2 separate regions of the Mus musculus genome follow, and region 1 is linked to region 2. A link is a loop called in an ENCODE intact Hi-C map of the cell type or tissue named here. Cell type or tissue: left cerebral cortex. All regions are shown on one strand. Each heading gives the region's core, and the rest is flanking DNA. Links, peaks and the distances in the headings are about the cores only. Region 1 holds the start of Gm40244 (a long non-coding RNA gene). Region 2 overlaps Gm32611 (a long non-coding RNA gene).

What was found. Peaks named below come from ENCODE experiments on the same cell type or tissue, not always from the same donor. Only the 100,000 strongest peaks of a DNase experiment are listed, where the experiment ranks them.
Region 1: it touches region 2 in a loop (2.1-fold over the local background); 5 of 42 quality-filtered maps call a loop at or near these places.

What each region holds. Positions count from the first base shown.
Region 1 is chr4:125,213,548-125,226,031 of GRCm38, forward strand. All of the region lies in intron 4 of Gm32611 (a long non-coding RNA gene), which reads left to right. It overlaps Gm40244 (a long non-coding RNA gene), which reads left to right and starts at 4,897. Exons shown (of 2, transcript XR_868132.1): 1 at 4,897-5,020; 2 at 6,055-6,345. In left cerebral cortex, for the core only: a CTCF peak has its summit at 6,929 (motif pointing right); DNase peaks (open chromatin) are centred at 6,039, 6,997, 7,179 and 7,626.
Region 2 is chr4:125,153,137-125,165,620 of GRCm38, forward strand. All of the region lies in intron 2 of Gm32611 (a long non-coding RNA gene), which reads left to right. The region is part of intron 2 of Gm40245 (a long non-coding RNA gene); the gene reads left to right. Among named protein-coding and RNA genes, the nearest start is that of Gm40245, 9.3 kb to the left of the region's middle. In left cerebral cortex, for the core only: a CTCF peak has its summit at 7,362 (motif pointing right); a DNase peak (open chromatin) is centred at 7,384; H3K4me3 peaks cover 202 bases.

The DNA of each region.
Region 1 (12,484 bases), core at 2,067-10,066, 60 kb after region 2:
CACCAGCCCACCCCTACCCAGTGAGACCTGGTCCTGTTCTCAGTCCTGGTCTCTGCTTCTTTCTGGAGCGTGTGCAGATCCTGGGCACTGGTGGGAGGGACTCTGCTCTGACTCTTCTGGCTCCTTGGGCTTCAGTTTCCTCTGCTTGGGCTAGTGTTGTCCACCTGATGGAGAAAGTTCTAGAACCTGACTATTCTAGACCGTGTCAACCTACGGATAGAAAAGCAGCCACCCATCATCAGCTTTTGATTGTAAGAGCTGCTTTTGGGGGTCGTCCTCTCCCCAGTCTTTTTTTTTTTTTTTTTTTTGGCTCTAAAGGCTGCTCAGGGGAGCGAGGGGAGGCTCTCAGATCCTTGCTTTTGCAACAACTGCATCCTTCGTGGAGAATTCTCTGCTCACTAAATGAAGGTGGCCCCCTGGTCACTGCAGCCGCTCTCCTTAGTGAATCGCCTTAGTGAATAGTTTCCTCGGCCCCTGATAGAGACAGCTGGCCCAATACTTTCACTGTCTCTCCTGTCTTTCCTGCAGGGGTTCAGAGCTGAGATGCTCAGCAGGCCCATGTCTCCTTCCTCTTTGGGTCCTGTTGGCTATGAGGCATCTTAGCAGCCCCAGGAGTGCCCAGTGTTTTACACAGACCGGGATATCACCAGCCTCTGCATTTGTTTTCTGTCAGACTGTTCATGTCAATCAAAACTAACTAATATCAATGTGTATGTATGGCATAGCCAGCATGGGGGAAAATTGCCCTTTTCTTTAGGAAAACAAAAACAAACCCACAAAACAGCCCACTTTTCTGCTCTCAGCTCTTCTTGCAGATTCTCCAGCCTTCAGGAAGGGGTGCCTTGAATTATTCAGCCCGCAGCTCGCCTCTCTGGAGAACAGAGCCTGGCGGCCACTTTAATCACTGGATAGGTTTCGAGTCAGTTATAATCAAGCCAAGTCCACGTGGGAAGGCACTGCTGCGGCTGGAAAACAAGATCAAAAGCGGGCAGAGAGGGAGATCAGATTGGCGGGGAGGAAGGGCTGGTTTCTACCCAGCCTGTCCTTGGGGGTGACTCTGCTTTTAGCAAGGAGCGTCACAGCATCATTTTCTGACCTTTGCTAATGTCCCTGTGAAGGCAGAGGCAGAGCAAGGATGGAACTTGTGTCTAGTCGGGGTTGGGGAAAGTGACGGCCTTTTAAGACTGTGGAGTGGGGCTGAGGAGACATGCAGATGGTATGTCCCTGCCATGCAAGAATAAGGAACTGAGTTCACAGCCCCAGTGCCCATGGAAAAAGCCAGGTATAATAGCGTGTGCCTGCAATCCCAGGTGTAATAGCATGTGCCTGTAATCCCAGGTGTAATAGCATGTGCCTGTAATCCCAGGTGTAATAGCATGTGCCTGTAATCCCAGGTGTAATAGTGTGTGCCTGTAATCCCAGGTGTAATAGTGTGTGCCTGTAATCCCAGGTGTAATAGCGTGTGCCTGTAATCCCAGGTGTAATAGCGTGTGCCTGTAATCCCAGGTGTAATAGTGTGTGCCTGTAATCCCAGGTGTAGTGGTTTGTGCCTGTAATCCCAGGTGTAATAGCGTGTGCCTGTAATCCCAGGTGTAATAATGTATGCCTGGAATCCCAGGTGTAATAGTGTGTGCCTGTAATCCCAGGTGTAATAGCGTGTGCCTGTAATCCCAGGTGTAATAGTGTGTGCCTGTAATCCCAGGTGTAATAGCGTGTGCCTGTAATCCCAGGTATAATAGTGTGTGCCTGTAATCCCAGGCTGGGGGTAGAGATAGGTGGATCCCTAGAGTGATGGCCAGTCAGCTAGCCAAATCTGTTACCAGGTTATCAAGAGACTCTGTCTAAAAAATAAGGTGGAGGGAGACAGAGGAAGACATTCACATCAACTCTTGTCCCCATATACATATAACACACACACACACAGAGCACATATACCACTCATGCATACAAACACACACTCATACACATACATACACAAACATAAACACATACATATACACATACACACACATCATACACATACAGATACACACCACACACACACACACACACACACACACACACACGAGTGATGGAGAAAGGAATGGTGTTGTGTCTTGGGGGCTTGTTCTATCTAGAGTTTACCTGGGATAGGATATATCCAGGCAAGTGCTGGGCCTATACAGGGTATGGAGAGATAGTTGTAGGGGACCAGGAGAGGAGGCCAGAGTGGAAAAGGAGCCAGAAGAGAGCAATGTGGAGTTTGCTCCTACTTGGTCTCAGGAGAGGGTGATTTGGGGTCCTCATTAATTGTGGGAGTGAATTGTAGGAGAGTGGAGATGGGAAGGTATGCAAGAAGCAGCAAGGAGGGGGTGTTTGGAGAACTCACGCCAAGGTTCAAGAGGCTCCAGATTGTACACTGTTGTTGGACAGTGCAGCACAAAGGGCTGGGACTGTGCCCAGCTTATTAAGGGTGATAGAGCAGAAGATGTGTGGAGGGCCCATGCTGTTGGTTCCATTGATGGAGAGATGATGACAGACAGTTCTCCACCAGCAACTGCAGGGGCACCATTGAGACAGGAAAAGACAGTGTAGAGGTTCCTTTATCTTGTATTCTTGCTGAGTCCATTTTAAATTTAACTAGCATTTTATCTCCTTGATGGGAAGGTCCATGGAAAATTACTTGACTGTATTCTAGGAACCTGAGGTCAAGATGACTCAGCTAACTTAGCTCAGCTTCTGTTAAACTGCTTGCTTGCACAAAACCTCTCTGTGTGGCTTTTGAGCGAGATACCAGGATGCGTTTTTTGATCTTTAAAAGCCTTTTCTCTACACCCTTTAGACTTGGGTCCTAAATACCTGAGTGTGGTCTCAGATGGCTGGAATAAGGATTTTCAGTTGGCTGTAGATTGTGTCTTGAGTGTTCATTTGGCTCCCATATTGCTGGAGGGTATCAGATGCCACCACACTCCAGGAGTGTGGCTTGTTTCTGCTGACGCACTATGTGGCCAGCAGGGCCTTAGTGATAGATCTCCAGACAGGAGCAGATGTCAGGGTGGTAGTTGAGAGGGTGGTTAGGATGCAGGAAGGGCTTTAAATGGCAAGTGGTTAGAAAGCTTATACAAAGACACAATTAACAGAAAACTTCTTAATCCTAGAGGGCAATATAAAAAAGTCAAAAGTCAGGCTGGGCACGGTGGTGTACCCCTTTAGTGAGATCCTGTATCAAAACTTAACAAAATAACAAAATTACTCAAGTGTAAGTGAAAGTGATACAGTGTGGTTGCAACTTTTAAAGACACACATGCACACGCAAACACACACACACACACACACACACACTCCTGAAATAATTGTGCTAAATGCTAATAATGATCATGTCAGGGTGGTGAGATTATGAGGTGGTGATGGTGGTAGATTGTGCAAAGATTGCTTTTAATGTGTATTCATGCTTTAGCTAGAGAAAATAATATTTTTTAATGTGTGTGGGGGGGGGGAGGGGGAGAGGGGGAGGAGGAGTGGGGGGCTTGGCAGTTGGAGGAGAACTTGCCATATTCTCCCTTCTGCCATGGGCTTCAGAAGTCAAACTCAAGTTAATCCATCTTGGCCATAAAAAACTGTACTGGCTGAACCATCTTGCTGGCCCCAAAATCATCATTTTAAAAGTCTTCTGCGAAAGGGCTTCTTTTCTCAGTGATATCCCCAGAGGCTGTGAAAAGATCATTTTATCTTTTTTATCCTATAAGTCTTCCGGGAACTGCAATGTATGGTAGAGGTGAGAGACATAGCAACAGATATAGATGTAGAAACAGGAAGATGTGTCTGTCACAGTAACAAGAGAGGCGAGATTACCGAACAATGTCAGACTGTGCGCGCTGTGATGTCTTGGAAAGTAGAGACAAGGGGGAAAAGCAGGGAGGGAAGAAAAGAAAAGGAGATAGAGAGGAAGGCTGATCTTGAAGTCACCTAATAGCCCAGGCTGGCCTCAGCTCTTGGCGGGTTTCCCTCCCCTCTCTGGGATCCTGGGAGGGTGCCACCTCAGCATGGAGGCAATTGGCTCCGTTTGCATTTGTGTGTGGTGTGGCTCGTTTGTGGTGTAACTTGCTGGAGACTGAGGTGAGACCCTTTTCAAATCTGTGTACCTTGTTGTTTCTGGAAATTGCATTCCGAGGCACAAGTATCTATTTGCATAACATCAGGCGGGCCTTTTTTTTTTTTTGTCCTGGAAGTGTGTATCTCAGGCTTCAGAGTGCAGCTTGCTTTTAAAAGTGATCTTTTAAACCTTGTTTACAGTGACAGCCAGCACTAGGCAATTGTTAGGTCGCAACCCGGAGAACAATTACCAGATCCCTGTAAATTTCTTGGCCTCCTTTTTTGCCAATTCCGGCAGATGACCTCTATAAACATCCCAAACGAGCAATGATTGAGGTCAGAGAGGGCTAATGCGATTTCCCCAGACGACACTTTGTTGTTTAAAATAAAGTAACTAAGAGAGAGTGTGCTTAATAGGAAAGTCTTTCTAACAACTTGAATTTAAAGAGCTTTTTCTCTTTTCAGAAGGATAATTGTGGGAAAATCCTCAGGATTTTTTTTTTTTTTTTTAGACTAGATTAATAGAAGCCTGGCTTTCTGTCTGCCGGCTGCGAACTAATTTATTTAATCATTTCTGTGTTATTGGACAGTTCAATTATACGTTTCCCCAGGTATAAATAACAGAGCACCTCCAGGAGCTTGCTGGCACTTTACAGACTCTTCCCTAGGGATAACCTACGGTCAGATTGTGTCTCCTTCTGGTCCACCATAGGTGATGTAAGGACAAGGGTTGTCATAAAGGTGGCCTGACATAAAATTGTAGTTTTGCTTGACACATTATGACACTTTTTTTTTTTTTAATTGTGGTGGTGGTGGTGGGAGGGGGGCTGGGTGAACACTGCCAAGGATGACATGTCACGATGTGATAAGGTTTAACATTCCTGGAAAAATCTGGATAGATCCTGTTAAACTCTCCTTCAGAGACGGGTGTGCCAACTTCCAACCCATTGTGAGTGGTGGTGAACTGTTACAGTAAACTGGGGTGTGTCTCTGAAATCATGGGGAAATGCTTCTCTGGAACTCATAGATTAGAGCTTTGTGTGGAGTCGCCAGAGCTCACCTGGCCCAACCAACTTCCCAGAGGCCTTGCATACCTCCCGAGATGGACAGCTCCCTACCCAAATAGCTAAAAACTGGAAGGTTTGAGGTCAAGACCCATCCCCACAAGACAACTGCTTCCCCCCTCAGCATTGGCTGCGGCATCAAGCTCTGCCTCTCATTTAGCACAGGCAGGTGATCCTTTACAGCTAGACTGAGCATCCTGTTCCCGCCCCCCGCCTCCCGGGGGAGGGTGTGATTGTAGAGTGTGGGCACCTGCTCTGGGCCTGAAGAGCCGTCCTCTGTGTCTCCAGCTTGCCAGTGAGTCCTGCTGGCTATTGGCAGCTGGGTTCATCCTTCTCTTGTGTCTGCCAGACCCATGTAGAAGGAAGACAGCAGGGGAAGGATGATAAAGGGTGGTCAGTCACCAGGTCATATGCTGCTCTTCTCTGTCTCTAAGCCTAGCCTCATTTCTACTCTGGTCTCCTCATCGAGCATGGTGGACGGGGGAAGGGGGAACTGGGACAAGTATGCAAGCTACCAGTAGGATATGTTCTTCATCAGTGGCCTTCTGGGCACCTTCCCTCTCCCCGCGTTGACTATGGAGTTTGTAGTTCCTGGACAGTTCCCCCAGTATCTGTGTTGGACACTGTAGCTTAGCTGTTGAGCACAGGTGATGTTATTTCCTGCCCTGTTCTGGGGCTGACTAAGGCAGACGCAGGACGTCTGATTGGCCAATGAGTGGGCTCTCTGAGGGTCAGGTGTTCTCTCCTTGACCAATCAGCTGTTGACTGAGGTCATACAGTACAGCTGTATGATCCCACTCAGTGGGGTTTGTGAGCATCAATAATGATGGGCGTGTGAGTTAGTTACTTGTCTCTTTGCTAGAATAAAATGCCAGACAAGAAGCTACTGAAGAGAAGAAGTGTCTATTTTGGCTTACAGGTTCAGGATACAGTCATGGCAACGAGAGCTGGAGGAGGAGCTGGTCTCATCGCATCCTTAGTCGGGAAGCAGAGAGATCTGTACGTTGACAAGCTCACGTTCTTATTCAGTCCAGCTCCCCAGCCCATGGAACGGTGATGCTCACCTCAGGGTGGGTCTTCTCATCTTAATTAATGTAATTTAGAAACTCACATTCATGCTCAGAGATTTGTCTACTAGATGATTCCAGATCCTGTCAAGTTGGCAATGTTAACTGCATCACAGTGTCTTAAAATGTTTTCTTTTCTTTTATGTGTGTTTTTGTTTTGTCTTGTTTTGTTTGTTTGTTTTACATGAATGCGTGTGGGTACCAGGCAGGCACATAGTGCCTGGAGAGGTCAGAGGAGGGTGTTGGATCCCCTGTAACAGGAATTACAGATGCTTGTGTGCCACCATGTTGGTGCTTGGGAATTGAACTCAGTGCCTTTGGAAAAACAGACAGTGCTCTTAACCACTGACCCGTCTCTCCAGCTCCCACCACGGTGTCTTTAAATAAAGGAATAAATACCAAGTAGTGAAGGTGAGATGGCTCCCCAGAGAGCATGCCTGGGTCCTGTTTCTGTCGGTGGGAGATTTATAGGGCTGAGAATCCAACTTTGGGAAGGATCAGGAGGAAACCCTCTTCGGCATGGTGGGGCCATGGAGGAGAGATCTTGGGGAGTCTTGGCATCTTTCAGGCCTGCCCAGGTGCTTTCTGTTAGTCTTGTGCCGAAGCCCGTATGTAGAGCGTCTCTACCTGCAGCTTGGTTGAGGCATGAGAACCATGGATGCCCATAGACGTGCCTGAGAGGGAAGCACTGGCCTCTAGGTGGAGCCTGGGATGGCGGTAACCTCCCGGGACAGTGGCTCAGCACCCAAGCCCCACCCACCTCCTCCTGCTGTCTTCTGCAGGAGCAGAGATGCCTGGAAGAGCGCCCTCTGCTTGCTTATCCCTTACTCCCCACTTACTCCTGTAGGGGCAGAGGCAGGGGAGGCCTTAGGAGGCTGGACAGGATCTGCAGGTTGGCTGACAGAAAAGTCCCAGACATCTGGGACTTTGATTCTTCCAGGCTTGCTTCTTTTGTTTGATTCACTTGGCTACCGGAACCTTCCCTACCTTCTGAGGGAAGGGTGTGATGAGTGGGTGCTCAGAGAAACAGGGACATGGATTCAGCTCTCAGATTTTCCAGTTGCTGTGCGGTTTCAGGCAAGTGCCATTTCCCTAACCCCCATCCCTAACACCCTGAGCTTCAGGCTTTTATCTGGACATTGAGGTGTTAGAGTGACTGAATTCATCAGCATATCTCTGGCTCTTCAGGGGCGAACCTCACCTAACCACTGCTGGTGTCTAGCCACTGCTTCCTGACTCTGACCCGTGTCATCTCACCACAGCACATCACTGTTCACTGACCGACTGTTTCCAGGGAGGAATCGAGAGCTCAGAGATGTTAGATGACAAATCCACAGACACAGAGCCAGGAAAGATCAGGGCTTGTCTCCTTCCAGAGTTTCCGTGGACCCTTCTCTTAGGAAAGAGATGGCAGCTGGGGTGGGGCGGGGAGGCAGTGCTCACTCTGGAAGACAGATGGCTTTCCAGCTGCTTGTAGGGTCTGGGTGCTGTTCTAGCCACCAAGCATGGAATGGAGCTAGCACATCTGATAATACACCATAGGCGTGGGTCATCTCACACCACTGCCAGGTGATGGACAGCCCTGGGCCTGACAGGTCTTTTAAGTACCAGAACTGGATTGGGGCCCATTGCCCTTAGAAGGAGGCCCAGCCTGCAGAACTGCAGTCAGATGTCTTCCTAGCAGCTCTCTTCCAAATGCCTCCGACATACCCAATGGCCCCTTCATACACATACACCCCCCGCTCCCCAACACACACACACCCCGCTCACAGCCGGAGAGGTTTGCTCAAATTAAGAATTTGATCCATTCCTTCAGTCCCTCTCCAGGGGTTCCAGAGAGCAGAGGAAAGGATGCCCTGTCTAATGTGCAGGTGCAGCTCTGCATTTGGAAGGAGATCTTGACAAGCTTCAGGAAAAAAAAACCATCCCCAGATGACCCTCGGTTCTTGGAGAGAAATACTAACTTGTGTAAACGCCTATCACCCCCAGAAGCCCAAAGCCTGCCTACTTGAGGGTCAATGACAAGAGGAAGGGTACATGTATGGATGGAAGTGCATACATGCACATGCATGCATGTGTGCACACACCCCTGTGTGTGCTGGTGTTCTGGGTGACCTTGGAGTCTCCTTCACAAGGACAGCCTGATAGCTCTTCCAGGCTCTGGGGTCTGTCCCCTGTCTTGCCAGGGCAAACCTTGTAGGCTCTTGTAGAAGAGAGGGATGGTGGAGAGGGAAGGGAGGGACAGTTTCGCCTGGCTTTGAAGTGAATGTCCATCAGTACTGGCCACATAGAAAAACGATTTCTTCTTTTGACAAATGAGGTTTAGAATTTTAGACTGCATTTCAATCTGTTTGCTGTAATGGGTTTTATACAGCACATATGTGGAGGTCAGACGACGCTTGTGGGAGTTGGTTCTCTTTCTAGCATGTGGGTCTTGGGGCTCAAACTCAGGGAGGGCAGCAGGCTTCCAGTGCCTTTCCCTGCTGAGTCATCTCTCTTCCTCCTCTTCCCTTCTTTTACTCCTCCTCCTCCTCCTCCTTTTGAGACAGAGCCTCATGTAGCCCAGGCTGGCCTCACTCTGTAGCTGAGGATGACCAAGACTCCTGAGTTCTGGGCTCACAGGTATGCACCCCCGTATCCATGTATCTCATTTTGTCATGGCTCTCCGTCTTCTTCCTGCAGGGAGTTTGCCTTGACTGAGGGACAACGGCTTTTCTACATTTATTTCCAGATTTCTTCCATTTGTAGAACAATAAATAATTTACAAATATTTCTCTTACATTTTATTAGACAGACACTGATTGAGTACAGTTTTTGCCTTGGAGAGTGCGAAGCCTGGGCTGGGGATGTAGCCCAGTGGTTAGAGCTCTTGCCTAGCATGTACGATGCTCTGGGTTTGGTCTTCAGCACTGTAAAGAGAAGAAAGAAATCAGTTCACAGTTTAGTGAACAACAAATAAAGAAAGAAAGAAAGAAAGAAACAGCATGGCAATCACTGGAATAAACACTCGTACCCAGTGTTTTGAGAACACAGTGACCAGCATTTCCCAGGGTAGCTTGAGGAAATGCATGGAGCAGTGGGCATTAAAGATGTAGGAGCCTGTCCAATGTGGGAGGATATGGCACGAGCAGAGCAGCATTCAGCAAAACCAGACCAGAGCAAGCAGAGTCCTGGGAGAGGGGAAATAGACTGCCGTAAAGCTGAGGGGAAGTAGACTGCCATAAAGCTGGAGCTCCGGCCCCTCACGAGGGGACACAGATGCCGTGCTCAGGAGTCTGAATGCCATCATACAGGTGACAGGACCTTGAGGGTTTTTCTCTGGAAGAGGGACATGGCAGATTGGCGGGGCTTGTGTTTATTTGTGCACATACCATGTTCTAATGCCTCCCACATTGCATTCATCTGTCTCCCTGGCATGGACCAGCTTTGACAGAGCTGTGGACTGGATAGAGAATCAGATCCCTGCTCTGCCTGCGGCTGGCCACTGTGTGCTGAAGATGTGGTGTGGTTATGGACACATGGATTCTGGAGGCCAGAAAGTGTCCTAGTATAAAAGACAGGCACAGGCATGTCCCTCTCCAGAGGTCCAGGCTTCATGTGGTCCCTCACAGTCAAGCCCAGATGGGTGCCTGCTGCTTCATTGCTTGGTTCCTTATGGATATAATGGCATGCCCAAACGGTGGCTCTTGGCCTGGCATCTGGAGCAGCCTTGATGGGAGTGAGCACCGTGCCTCTTCTTGTGGTTTTGAGAAGGCTGGAGAGGAACTGGGAAGATGGCTCAATGGGTAAGAGTCCATGCAGTGCAAGCGTGAAGTCCTGTGTTCAAATCCCCAACACCCATGTAAAAAGTCAGCTGTCATCACACACAGCTCTAGCCCTGGTGCTGTAGGAGGCAGAGACCGTAGGAGCATAAGGGCTTGTTGCCTGCTAGCCTCACTCCAGGGTCAGCAAGAGACTTTGTCTCAAGAAAATAAGGTAGAGAGAGAGACCCTCTTCTAGCTTCTGAACACACACATGTATATATACCAGATGCACCTCTCTTTTTCTCTCCCTCTCCCTCCCTACTTCACTTGTGCAGAAATCCTCCCATGACAAATAGGGCCCTTTCCCTTTCTTGTGAACTCCATCGATTTCCCCTCTGTCAAAATCCCTCAGGCATTGCCAGTTGCCTAATGGTCACCTAAGAGCCACAGGGGGGGGGGGGGAGTGTCCTGTTTGCCCGTGCTCTCAGCCATGTCACTAGCTCACTGGCCACAGAAGCAGGATTCTGTGTGTAGCAGTGTGAGCTGGTTCCCTTGAGGTCCTCCCTACACCAGGCTCCATGCTGAGTGCTTCCCTTTGAGATCTGGTTCACAAGGAGGCCACTGAGATCCTGAGGCTGGGGAGTTGCTTGGAGCAGCATCAGCAATGGGAAAATGGTGCTTGCTTTGCACAAAGGCAACATGTCCCCAAGAGTCACACCAAGAACTACAACCTCCACTGTGGGTTCCCATTTGGGGGGTCTTAAAGAGCTGTTTGCAGATGGCCCCACACTAGCCACTGGAGGAGCAGTGTTTCTGCATGAGGCTTCCTCTGAGGATGCGGGGTTAGGGGTGGCGGGTTCCCATCGGGGGTAGGGGACAGCTGTGTGCTTGCCTGCCTCTCTATCAACACAGGGATGAGTATGGGATGGGAAGGCAGCCGAGAGATCTGACCCCTAACCACAGGAGGGTTGGCTTGGAACCTGGAAGTGTGACAGTGGTCAGATGCTAGTGGAGGTTGAGCTGGAGGCAGAATACAAGGCTAAGAGCCTGAGATGACAATCAGGGGTCTAGCCTGAGCCACAGACATCTCATCAGGGCTGGGAGGGGACACTAGTGTTCCTTCCTTGTCGCCAGTGGAGCAACCCCCCTGCTTCCATGCACACAGGCTAGGGGCACACTTGTCTTCCTCTTCCGATTTAGTTTTCCTTTCCCTTCCTTCTTCTCTTCTTCCTTTTCTTTCATATGGAAATAGGGCTATTGTTTTTCTGAATGTAGAAACTCATGCTGTTTGTAAAAAGAAATCAGGCCATACAATCGTTTAAAAACAAGATTAAATAGTCTGAGACTGTGCAGAAAAGCACCCCAGGACCATTGGTGGAAGCCCTCAGACCTTTTGTGGATGCAGAAGGGACTCAGATTTGAAGCTTGACTCTCACCCAGGCACCTCCTGCCTGCAGCAATCCCTCTTCTTCATCCCTCCCTCCTCGGTCTGTGATCCACTCTGTATTGACTTCTTTGGGCTGTACTGGTGTCTATTGTTAATTTAGTTTCCACTAATACAGTTTCTTCTCTGAAGCCCAGATGTGCATCTTCAGGCCCTGGGTACAGCCACTTCAATGCATCCCTGCCTCTCGGCCCCACTTCTGGACAGAGAATCCAAGTTCTAGATGGATGCAGAGACTCAGCACCCTCTGAATGTGCTAGGTCCCCTGCGCAGGGGGTCTGTGCCTTGCTGTGGGATCCTGAGGGGCACTGCTTATGCAGGTAGCAGTGCTGGGATCGGGACAATGGGCAGAGCTTGTCTGATGACTGGACACTGCAGCTGAAACAACTCCCTAATCCCGAGAGGAGACAGCTGACTTTCATCTACCCATCTAATCTGAATCTGTGTCTACCTTGTGTGCCAGGCCAGCTGATCCCAACCAGCTTTTCAAGGTCTAGGGTAGGAAGAAGATGCCGCCCTCCAGGAAACCCTTTGATTATGAATGTGGAAAGTGGCCAGGGAGAAGAAACTGAAGGCCCCACCCAAGCCCCAAAGAGTTGTGGGAGGGGTCAGAGCCAAGGCCCAGCCCTTGCATGGAGACAGTGAAGGACAGAATATAAGGAGCTACTGAGCTAGAGTCTGACTTTGGGGACTTGAAGGCAGACAGAAGGGTGTTGGAGAGAAGGGAAGATGGTTGGCTGTCTAACAATAGAGGCTCCAGAGCTGGGGTTCCCAACCATCCTAATCCTGCAACCCTTTAATACAGTTCCTCATGTCGAGGTGACCCCCAACCAGAAAATTATTTTCATTGATATTTCATAACTAATTTTGCTACTGTTATGAATCATAATGCAAATACCCATGAAAGGGTCATTCAACCCCCAAAGGGGTCCCAACACACAGGTTGAGAGCCATTCATCTAGTGGCTGGGACATGTGGGCATGTGGGAGTGGAGAGTAAGGGACATCAAGAAGGACACAGACAAAGTACCAGGGACCTGCTACTTCATCTCCAGCACCAGGAGTGAGGTCAACACCAGGAATGAGGGCAACAGAC
Region 2 (12,484 bases), core at 2,380-10,379:
TTTATCAGCGTGTGAAACTTTTGGGTCACGACATCCCAGTGCCACGTGAAATAGTGTGCTCCACAGTCTTGTAAATGCAGTGTGCCCACGCCAAGGCCTCGCTGTGAACACTAGCCTCTCTCCTTATGGGAGCTGCAGGGGTAGAAACCTGTGAAGTTGCCTTATTTATGAAAGTGTTAATTTAGCTAGGAGTAGGTAGATGATGTGTGACTTGGTAAATACGGAGCAGACAATGAAAAGACCTGTTAATTTCGCTCTTGAATTCACATTTTGGGAAATGTTTATAAACTGAGAATTCTAATTCCTTTCCTTGCTCACGCTTCTCCTCAGATGGCTATATTGCAACGGAATGATAGCCCCTGTGAAAAATATCACTTAGTTTTTTACAGCAGTGGCCTGACTCTACGAATAGCAGGGACTCACTCTTAACCAGTCCAGGAGTTTGCACCCGTGTAGTTTAAAGGCCCTGAAGGAGATTCAGCCGAGGTCTCCTCATTTGCGTTGAATGGAAGCAGCGTCCAGATGGACATCCTCTTCCAAATCCTGGGATCTCTTTGGCTAGGCCAGTTAAAGAGTCTGGGCTTCATTTCTGACTGTCTGTAGTCAGATGCATTCCGGGTAGGACTTTTAGGTATGAACAGGAGCTCACACTAAGAACAGGATAGAGGGCAGTATTGAGTTCTCCCAGTGAAGACAGAAATGAACCCTTTCTTCATTTTAGGCTTAGACTGGATTGAACTAGCTTGGGTCATGCAGATTGTAATCCCTGGGTCTGTTTGGTTTAGGTCTGGGTAAAGCCCAGCATAACAGCTGTCACCGTGGTAACAGAAATGCTGTGGGTACTTAGAGGCTATGATGGTGCCCAGTCACGGGTGCTGTTGGACCATGGGCTTTAAGTGCACAGACCTGGGTGTGTGCTCAGCTGGCTGATCACACTGTGCATCTCTGGGGAGCCTCATAGGCAGTCCTTCCCCTCCACCACTGCTCCAGGCTGTCATTTGCCTGTTTACTTAGTTGCTTGCTTCTGCTTGCTGATATCTACCCAACCCCCCACTGCTGCCTCGAAGCCTGGCATGTCCAGGCACAGCAAAGAGCTCCAAACAGCTGAGGAGACAAGACAGAAAGCAGCGGAGCAAAATTTATGGGAAAAATTATCGTCATTTGCCAGAGATGTAATCTTATTACTAGGAAATCCAATAAAATTGGCTAAAACACTTAATTATGGCAGATAAGAGAGCTTAGTGAGATGTCACACCCAAAATAATAAAGGTTTAAAGCTTTGGATAAACAATAGCTGCAATCAGTTTACAAATACTGTAGGTTGTTAATTTATTTTTACCCTAATTAATTTAAATATTATATTTTTATTTTTTAAAAAAAGATTTATTATTTATTTCATGTATGTGGGTACATTGTTGTTGTCTTCAGACACACCAGAAGAGGGCATCAGATCCCATTGCAGATGGTTGTGAGACACCATGTGGTTGTTGGGAATTGAACTCAGGACCTTAGGAAGAGCAGTCAGTGCACTTAACCACTGAGCCACCTCTTCAGCCCCTAGTTTTATTCTTAAACTGTGTGTCCATGTGTACGTCTCTGTGTGCGTGTGAGTGTGGGATCCTCTGGAGCTGGAGTTACAAGCAGCTTGAGACATTTGGTGTGGATGCTGGGAACTGAACTCAGGTCCTTAGCAGGAGCTGCACATGTTCTTTTTTTTTTTTTTTTTTTTTTGGTTTTTCGAGACAGGGTTTCTCTGTATAGTCTTGGCTGTCCTGGAACTCACTTTGTAGACCAGGCTGGCCTCGAACTCAGAAATCCGCCAGTCTCTGCCTCCCAAGTGCTGGGACTAAAGGCGTGTGCCACCACGCCCGGCGCTGCACATGTTCTTAACGGCTGAAACATCCCTCTTAGAGCCCTATTTATTCATTTATTTATTTGTGAGTGTGGGTATGGCTTTGGTTTTTTGTTTTGTTTTGTTTTGTTTTATTTTGTTTTTGTCTTTTTCGAGACAGGGTTTCTCTGTGTAGCCCTGGCTTGTCCTGGAACTCACTCTGTAGACCAGGCTGGCCTCGAACTCAGAAATCTGCCTGCCTCTGCCTCCCAAGTGCTGGGATTAAAGGCGTGCACCACTACGCCTAGCGTGGGTATGGCTTTGAATGTGCCACGATGCACATAACCCACAACTTAAGGGAATCAGCTCTCTCCTTCTACCATGTAGGTCCCAAGAATTGAACTCAGGTCACCAGGACATCTTCCCGTCCCAAATACAGTTGCCAGAGAAAGTTTTCTTTTTTCCCCTCTCTCCTCCTCTGTTGTCTTCTTTTGGGCAGACTTTTGCTATGTAGCTCACACTGGCCTCAAACGCATGGTAACCCTCCTACCTCACTTCCTATGTGCTGGGATTATAGCTATGCACTGTAACATCTGGCTTCATTTAATTTAAAAAATTTTTGTCAGTCAGAGACAGGGTTTCACTGTGTAGCCTGTCTGTCCTGGAACTCACTCTGTAGACCAGGCTGGCCTTGAACTCAGAGATCTGCTTGTCTGCCTCCTGAGTCCTGGGACTAAAGGTGTATGCCTCCACCTGTCTTAATTTCAAAAAAAAATTTTTTTTTAAAGAATTCATTTGTGTTTGTGGGTATTTGTGTCGTTTGCCTGTGTGTATTCACATGTGTGCGCAGTTGCCCTTGGAGGCCAGAAGTGACATCAGAGTCCTTGGAGTCCATCCACATTGACTGTGGCTGTCATACCATCTATCAGAGGCGTTTCCTAACCATCACTAGTCATTAAATACCACCAGACCTGATGCTCTTCCTGTGCTTGTGAGCGCAGCTGCTCTGGGTACCTTTCATGATGGAATCATGCGATGGTTGTCCTTATGTACCTGGTGCTTTCATTTAGCCTTCAAGATTCACCCGTGTTGTACTTGAGTGGGAGCCAACTTCCTTTTGAATCCATGCTGTCCCCCACCGCATGGAAACAGTTCTATGTTCACCCAGGCATTTGCTGACGGATGCCTTTGGCTTCCACCTCCTGGCGATCATGGCTCACCCCGCTAAAGTATATTGCTGCACAAAAGGATCAGTTTGAAACTGCCTGCAATTCTTTTGGGTCTGCCTGCAAGGAGAGTTGCTGGACCACGTGGCCTTGACAGTGCCTGGTGTTGCTGGTGAAGATTGGTCCTGTGCAGTTCAATGGACATCCTGGTCATGGCTCGGCTGGTGTTTCTGAGGTTCCTTCCTCAGAGGGTGAAGGAAGAGTCTCAGGAGTGTCTGGACCTGGTGGCTTCTGCCTGGGCTGAGGGAGATAGTGTGGCAGACGCTTTTAAAGACATAGCTTCACTTTGGAGAGTGTGCGGGTGTCCCTGGCTCGGCCCTTCTGCGCATGTCCATTTGGACTTGGCAGAAGCTTGGGCTGTCCAGGCTGTTGGTTTTGAAGGTGGTAGGTATGGGGCTGGGGACAGCAGAGGGAGAGGGGAGAGGCATGTTTGGGTCATCCGGGGCTAACTGGGGCCCATCCTGTCTCTTTCACTCTCAGAGGAGGCAGTGGTGAGGGTAGGTGTTAATGAGAGCAATTGCTTCAGTCATTTCTTCAGTTTGGAGAGTCACAGCTGGCCTGTGGGGCATTGGGCAATGCACAGATAGTCTGGTCTCCAGTCAAGCTGATGTTGAACTCCGGGACCCGGTGGTGATAATTCACCTACATGGGTTGGAAGGAGTTCGCTCATGTTCCTGGAACTCTGGCTCCTGTCGAAGTTACCCCCAACAGCCCCCACAAGAGAAGCATGGTTAGAAGTCACGTAGGCAATGTTTCAAGCTTCTGACCCTCAGGGAATACGAATCATGGTGTTCAGGAAGAGCCGGCTGCACTGTCACTGTGAGCTTGGGCCAGCAACAGCCTGAAAAGGCAGAGAAGCAAGAAGTCACCCCCCCATTCCACCCCTTCTGCCCTCTCCCCTGCTTCCTGCTTCTTCTCTCTGCCGGACTCAGTGTGCGCCTGTGTGTGGCTTGAGAAAGGGTCAAGACGCCTCATGTGGCTAGTAAGTGCAGGCATGCAGGCAGAGCACACTGTGAAGTGGCTGTCCCAGCTGATACCAACCATGATCACAAGGTACTGAGCTAGCTGCCGTGGTCCAGGGCCCAACCATGTTTTTTGGAGACATGAGAGCTGAACTGTGCAAAACACAGAGAACCAAACACAGTTACTCCCCACCTTACACCTCACACTCAATACATAAAACCCACAGATGTGAACTCATCTCTGAAGGACCTACTAAGGCTAGACATATGCCTGACTGCTGGGTATTGTGAGACAAAACCTTTCCCGGGGAACACAGCATACACATCTACTCACCCCAGATAGGGAGCCCATGAGACACCAAAGTACAGACACCATCAAAGTCCAACTTGGTGCACCAATAAACTTTATTGGGGTTACTTACAGGAATGTGGGTGAGAGGTTACTCACAGGAACAGAAATAACGAAAAGACAGCTGATTCACCAAAGCTCAGCCCAGTGTGGGTGACAGCTAACAAAGCTGGGGACCCAGAGCACACTGCACAGCCTACAGGCAGCTCGGTAGGTTAGACAGTTTCCTTTCCAGGTGGATCAGTTGATACATGCCTCTTCCAGGCAGCTGGTCTGGTCTGTCCTTTGTTACAGCTTGGCTTGTGTGTGAGTGGGAATCTATAGTTTCTTACTCAGGCTGGGAGGGAGGGGCCTAGTGAATCTGATAAGTTTCAGGGTCTTCCTGAAGCTATTTTGAGTTGTGTACCTTCTGGCTTAAGGAGCTTCCCTGCAGGTAGGAATGTTTCAGTCTCGGGTGGAAATTGTTCTACAACACTGGGCATTGTGCCTTTGCCCTTTTGGAGCTGTGGGCTGCAGGCCTGGGTCTGAATGAAAGAAATACTTACAGATCGCCCCTGGAGTGCCTCTGCTCCATAGCTGGCACAGTAGCTGGAGAGACAGAGGCCTGCTCTAAGGAGGAACTGTCCAAGCATAGTTAGAGCAACTTTCTGTGGTAGAGCTTGCTTCTTGCACTCCAGACTTGAATGACTGGTGAGGCTGACACACCAGGCATGGGGCAAAAAGCTGACTCACCCCAAGAAGAAATCTTACCTCTTCTAAGCCCTTTGCCCTACTAGGGTGAGCTCAGACAGAAGGGACCTGAACAGTGTGGCCATATCACACGTGGTGACTCTCTCATCTGCTGTGAATGGTAAAGAGGGCCTTGTTTCAGGTAGGCTGGAGCTTAGACCTCAGGGGTTCTTCAGGGTCTGAGTCTAAGGTGGGACAAATGAATAAGGGGAGTCGGGTGGGGGCAGGGTCCCTGGAGATAGCATTGTCTGCTCCTGGGTGATGTGAATGGGAGAAGGCACTGGTCATAGGCCAGGTGCTACTTTACAGTGTACCACACGGGTTAATTCATTTAAGCGCTCAAACACTGTGGAAGCAAGAACGTTAGCACCACACCATAAGGGGGAAGGAAGGATATAGGTGCCCGAGTGGTTGGCATGGATCGTCCGTGGTAAAGGCTACTCCCCAACAGATGGCCTTGAGTGTCTGCACCATTGCAGGATCGTTGAGTCTCCCTGGCAGTTTCCCTAGCCTGGATGTCCTTGAGGACAGTGATGGACCTGTCTCGGCCTTCTGTCCCCAGAAACTGATGCAGGCCCAGTGCCAGGAAGTTGATTAGAGACTGGAGGGAAGGGAGATGGGGAGAGGGGAAGGGAAGCTGATGGAGCGAGGCTTTCTCCGGCATCCAGGGGGCGGGGCTTACGCAGACCTCCACCAGCATCCAGGGCTTCCTGCCCCGTGCCTGTACCCACCCCAGCCTTCTGGGATCCCATCTGTACCGGTCACCCATGGGTGCTCCCCTGTCTCCTGAAGCTCAGCCGTCCCCTTGTCCAAATCCATTTTTCCACCAGACAAACGAGGTCTGGGCCCGCCTTCCCATTCCATCCGACAGGCTGGCTGTCAGCTGCCGTGGCAGCTGCTCTTGTCAGAAAAATTAAGAAGGAAGCAAGAGACGACACAGCCCCTGAGCTGCCAGCCGGGCAGAGACTCCAGGCCGATTTCTGCTGGGAAGGGATTGGGGAGCCAGCCTGGGCCAGTGGGGACATAGATCTCCAATGGTTCTCCTCCCCTAAGAAGGAAGGGTGGTTAAAAGTATGGTTTCCTGAGCCAACCCTCGGGTTGAGTCTCAGCTCTGAGTTGACCCCGCTGTGTGTTTCTTTGGGTCTCACTGAACCTCTCTGGGCCTTGGTTTTCTAGATTCTAAAACAAAATAAGGATAATTAGGTACAAATGAAGGGATTTATTACTAGTGAAATGCTCGGAACAAAATGTGTACCTGGCATCTAGCGTGATGAGTGCCCCTGGCAGTTTACGGAGGATCCCCTTGCCCCAGGGCTTGAGTATGAGCGAGAAGCTCTGCCTTGGCTCACACAGAGCCAGAGTGGTAGGGAGCCACTGGAGAAGGCTTCCTGTATTCTACAGGCCCCTGCGGACCCCAGGCCTGTTCCCTTTGCCCTGGGGACTTCCAGTGTGACAGGGGAGACTTAGTATAGGGACTGGGTACATCAGGAAGGGAAGGCATGAGGAGGATGGTGGCTGGTGGAGAGGACTTTCTGGAAGGCTGGGGAGACCACAATTGGCTGAAGGGTGCAGAGGTGTGAAGTCCCCCCTACCTTTGTTTAAAAAGGGTGTGTTTGTTTGTTTGTTTTTGTTATTTTGTTTTGTTTTGTTTTTTTGACAGGCTTTCTCTGTATAGCCTGGCTAGAACTCACTCTATAGACCAGGCTGGCCTTGAACACCGAGATCCACCTGCCTCTGCTTCCCAAGTGCTGGGATTAAAGGCATGCACCACCACTGCCCAGCTTAAGTTTTGTTTTGCAAGGCAGGATCTCACTCTATAGCCTTGGCTGTCTTGGAACTCATTATGTAGAACAGGCTGGCCTCAAATTCACAGAGGTCTGCCTGCCCCTGCTCCTGAGTAGGCCACTAGGCTGGGCCTAGACCTTTGTTTTGAAGACAGTTTTTTTTTTTTTAGGTGACTTGGAACTCACTATGAAGTCCTTGTTGGCCCCTTAACTCCTGGATTCTCTGTTCCTCTCCTAAGTGCTGGGGTTACAGGCAGGAGCTCTAGTGCCCAGCTGGTCTCTTCAAAAAAAAAAAAAACCAAAAAACAAAAAACATCTCCCTATGTTACCCAAGTTGGCCTCACAATTCCTGGGCTCAAGTAATCCTCCTGTCTCAGCTCCTGAGTAGCTGGGCATGCCACCAAAGCCCTACTAAGGCCTTCCCTAAGGGACTGTAGCACCCAGCTTGCAGGTCACGCAGCAGCTGAGCGCTGCAGGCTCCGTCCAGAAGGGGGCAGCCGCGGCGCGTGGATGTGTGTCAGCTTTGCTGAGCTCCTACCTAGGGAAGAGTCTAGGCAGGAGAGCTCAGACGCCGGTGTTCAGGTTTTCAGACTGGAGCGCCACCGTCACATCTCAGGAACAGTCCCGCTAGAGCGCAAGGACGCCCACAAGAGCAGGGGCCTTTAGTCATTCTCAGTCCTGGGACCATGTTAAAATCACTCCCGCAGTGCTAAAAATCTCCAGAGCCTGTGCCTTCCTCAGATTGCTGTCAATTAGTCTCTGGGGGCGGGGCCCAGGAACCGCAATTACAAAAAAATCTCCTCTGACATACTTAGCAGATCTGGTCGCCAGGATCTGAGATTGAATAAACACAGTCCTGGCTACCTTTTTCTTCCTGAGAGGGAAGTCCCGGATGGGGGGGACAGTCCTGGGAGTTCCTTTGGTTAGGGTTGGTTTCAAGGGTGAGAGGTGACAAAATTGACAGTGGACAAAGGTGCTTGCTCCCACCCTCGGAGGGGGAAGTTCTCAGAGGGCAGGTAGGTAGAATACATGCGTTCTTGAGCATGTGTGCACAGGCATGCTTTGAGAGTTCAGGGTGACTACGTGCCTGCACACACATTTCTCTGGCCAGTACAGGTGCTACATATGCATGCTGGTATAGGAGAGTTATTCATACTCAAGAGCTGCTAAACAACTCCTGTACAAATACGGGTGTGTGCGCACGTGCGCGCGTGCACACACACACACACACACACACACACACACAGAGAGAGAGAGAGAGAGAGAGAGAGAGCTGTGCTTTTTCCCTGGCTCACACGACCCACAGTGTGTGGCTACCTCAGGGGTGGAAACCTGCATGCCCCGTTTCCATGGGTCTTTTCAAGCCTCTGCAGGCGTGAAGCTTTGCTGTTTGAAGGTCTTTTTCCTTTCTTCTCCCGACCAGCCTGATCGATACGCCTCCCTGGTGCAGCCTCCCCACAGACCACACACACAGACTGGATCTGTGCGGACAGAGTCAAGTGTGGGCTTAGAAAAACCCACAACCCTTGGGGCCGGATTCTTTCAGCCAGGCTCCAGGTTGGCAGCTGGCCTTGCTAGTAGCAACCTCCTCATAGCGGATGCAGCTGGCACTGGGCACTGGATACCCACCCAGCAGGTCAGGCCCACCATGTTGAAAAGGATATGGGAGGTCCTAACGCTGGATGGGGACAGAGAACTCCTGGACAGACCAGTTCTGTTGGTGAAAATGGTGTGTGTGCTTACTGGTTGGTTGTTTTATTTGATTCTCTTTGAGACGAGAGTTCAGACCCGATGAAGAGTGAGCCATCTTTATTGTCACCGTGGTGGGAAGTGGAATCACATAGGAGACACACTTTTGGGTGTGTCTGGAAGGGTGTTCACTGAGCAGGGAAGGTCCTCCCTGAATGTGTGTGTGTGTGTGTGTAGTTGGGCTGGAGACATGGCCCATTGGTTAAGAAAGCACACTGTTCTTGTAGACAACCTGGGTTTCTTTTCTAGCACCCACACGGAACAGCCCATAACAGCCTGTACTCCTAGCTTCGGGGAGCCCACTACCATTTTTTTTTTTTTCTGGCCCATGAGACCATATGCACATGGTCCAGCCATCACACGGTCACATAGTTACAGAGAAGGCAATCTGGGCCGCACAAATCTCTTTGCATCATGATTTTGAATATCATGTGACCAGCCACTTCATGGCCTAGCCACCATAATGGGACATGACCCCTTACAGTATGCAAGGATAACCCCTGCGTCCTGTAAGTTGCTGCTGGTGAGGTGTGTTAGTCTAGCAAGGAGAAACATAACTAACACAGCTTTGACCTTCATTTAGAATGGAGGTAGCTTACACAGCCATGTCCACAGACAGCATGTCCACAGACAGCATGTCCACAGACAGGACCCTGTTGGGCATGGTCTGGGTTGAGGATGTTGGTTCTTTCTGTGAGAGAAGCCAATGTGCCTTTCTGTGAGGCACGTGCAGACCCCACACCCTGGACATGTGGCTTGGGATGGGACCTCAGCACCAGGCCACATGGGGGAGGGTCTGAGCTCACCTGTCCATAAGCTTTGAGGCAGGCCGCTTTATAGGGGTGAGGGTGAGGGTGCACTGAGTCTGTGTAACGCATTATCTGATGTTTGTTGTGTTGTATGGTGGTGCAGGAAATGTGGCTTGGCGTGGGGGCATGTGCTGGACTGAACATGTGGCACCTGGGTGTTGGGTGGTTTTAGATGAATTTGGGTGAGAAACGCTTCTTTTGGAGGGGGGGAGGTGCATTCATGTGTGTGCTGGGCTAATGGGAATGTCAGTGTAGGTGAGTCAGGTGCTCCATTGTTTTCTGTCACGTGGTGAATCAGGTACATCCCACTGTGCGCATGCGGGCAGCCTGCTGGGTAGGGCACTCCTAAGGCTGGCTCAAGGCTTCAGCATTACAATCAAGTTTTTGCATTCAAGGGTAGCCCTCTCCAAGGCTCCAGCCAGTCTCAGGCTGCGTGGATGGGGTGAGCTGGGCTCGGTCCTGATGCTGTTTTAACTATACTGTCCCCGGGGGATGAGAGGAGAGGCTAGCAGGGCTCTGCCTGTGAGCTTGTCCTGGAAGTAAGAAGGAAGGTTGGTTGGTGGCTCCTAAGAGAGCTTCATCGGGAGTCTCCTGGCCTGTGACAGGCCTGTCTTGTGATCTCTGTCCAGGTGTACTGCGAAGATCAGCTCAGCACTTGAGGCCAACTGCCTTCCATGTCAAGGGACATCGCTTCTTTTGACCCCAAGGCTAGGCTGCCTCTTTCCTGTGCCTCTGGCTGTTGGCCCTTGTCATCTAGCCGGGCCAGCCTTCTACTTACTTCCAGCCTCCTCTGAGGCAATGACTAGCTAGTGCATGTGTACCCACCACACTGTAGTTCCTTCAGGTGTCACAGGGGAGCTCCCGGGAGCGCTTGACTCAACTGCTTTATGACCTACCTGGGTAGATTCTCAGGGCTCACTCACACTGATGAAGGTCAACAGTGGGGGAGGGGAACATGTTCTCTGTGTGATGCTGAGGCTGCTGGCCGGAGTCTCTCTTGACAGACAGGAAAGGGTGCCTGCAAGCGACGCAGCTTTGAGGTTCACCCTTGACATTAGGTTGGGTGTCATGGCAGGAGGAATAACATTGCAAGAAAAGAGATGAGTTCTCTTTTTAAAAAAAGCTTTCCTGTCCCCAGGGTTTCACTCTGTCACTCAGGCTGGCCTTGGGGTTGTCTTTACTTAGGGGTAACAGGCATGTACCCATATGTCCAGTTTAAGGAGGATCTTTATGGTCTCCAGGTCCTAGGAGAGATGGAAACCCCATGCAGAGGGCACTGCTACTTTGCCCTCTGACAGGGCCTGTGTGGTTCCCAACCTTGCTTAGTATGCTGATAAGGGATCTTTGGGACTTAGAATGCAGGTGTCCTGTAGTGTGCATGTTGAACTGTGGGCATATGAGCACAGCTTCTTACATGTTTGGTGTGTGTGTGTGTGGTATGTGTGTGCACACACACGCACATGTGCCCATGTGTGATACTGGGATGGACTGCAGGGCCTCACACACAGGTTGCTTTGTCAGCTCTCTGAACCCCGGCACAGTGGGTGTGTGTGTAGTGGGAAGAAGTCAGTCAGTAAAGCCATAGTTGAGGTCGGAATCTGACCATCACCCTCTTGATGCCTCTGGATCCTAGCGGCCAGGCTCTACAGGTTCCACCTGTTCCATTGTGGAACTGTGGTCCCCATACATCCTGGGAGCAGGCGTCCCTTGGCATCTGTCTTAGGGAGAAGAGACCCAGGCGTGAGCAAGACAGGGACTTGCTCATTGTCTTAGGGTGACTGGAGGCAGAAAGCCTGACACTTGAGCTTTAGCTCAGGCACTGGGTGCTGGCTCGGGGAGACAGAGTCCTTGGGGACAGTGAGAGGCTGGGGGCCCCTGAGTTCTTGGAAGACAGTAAGAGCATAGTAAGTGTTAGCATCACACAAGGGAGCTGCAGCAGCAGCAGCAGCATTTTTCTAGGAGGCGTCCGAACAGAATGCCACACTAGGGTTTCTACCCCGCCTTTGATCATTCAGTTCCCAGATAAAAGACACACAACTTTTATTACTTACAATAAGCCTTAAACAGTACAAGAGCTGGGCAGGTATCTACCCTCTATGCTCTTAGAATCTACGTTTCTATAGACAACCCTGAGTTATTACTCACCGTGTTTCATCTGGGCTGCTCTTAACCCCAATTGCCCGGCCTTCAGGGCCAGGTTTTCATGAACTCACCTAAGTCATGGTGGCTTATCTCTCCTTCCTCTTCTCATGGTTCTCCCCTCCTCACAACAAACCCATGCCTGGGGTTTGCCCATTGCCCTAAACCCTGCCCATGTCTCTTCTACCCAGCTAATAGCTGTTGGCATCTTTATTTACCAATCAGAAATAACTTTGGGAGCAAGGTCACATAGTGTCACTTGGGTCTACGTGAGGAGTCTCGAGTCTCTGGAGCAACCAGGTCTTGGAGGTCCACACTTAGCATTACAATACACAGCAAAAGACTAAACTTCAACAGCATAAGTGTCAACAGCACTCAAGGGAACCGCCCATCTAGGAAGAGTCAGAATAGAATGCTAATTGTCGAAGTTGATATGGAGGCTCCCCAAGAACTAAATATTGAACTACTGTGTGACCCAGCTATACCTCCTCTGGGTATGTATGTTCCTAAAGGCCTCTAAGTTCGAGACACGTCAGTGTCAGGAAGGAAAACATATTGTGTTGATTGCAGAAAACTTCACAATAGCCAGGACCCAGAAGCACCCTCAATGCCTATCAACAAATGAGACAAAGGAAATGCCCACACACTCATGCATACACACGCATCTTCTTTGTTGTAAAGAAATCGTAATTATGTAGTATTCAGGGAAGTGGAACCAGATAATACCGTGTTAAGTGAAACGAGCCAGGTTCAGAAAGACAGACATTGTATGTTTTCTCTTGCATGGGGGATCTAGATAAATACAGATACAAATCTGTATGTGGAAATCAAAGTAGAGAGTTGACTATAAACGGGGAGGGAAGGGTCTGAGCCAGGATTGGAGAGGGGAATGAGATAAGGAAGTGG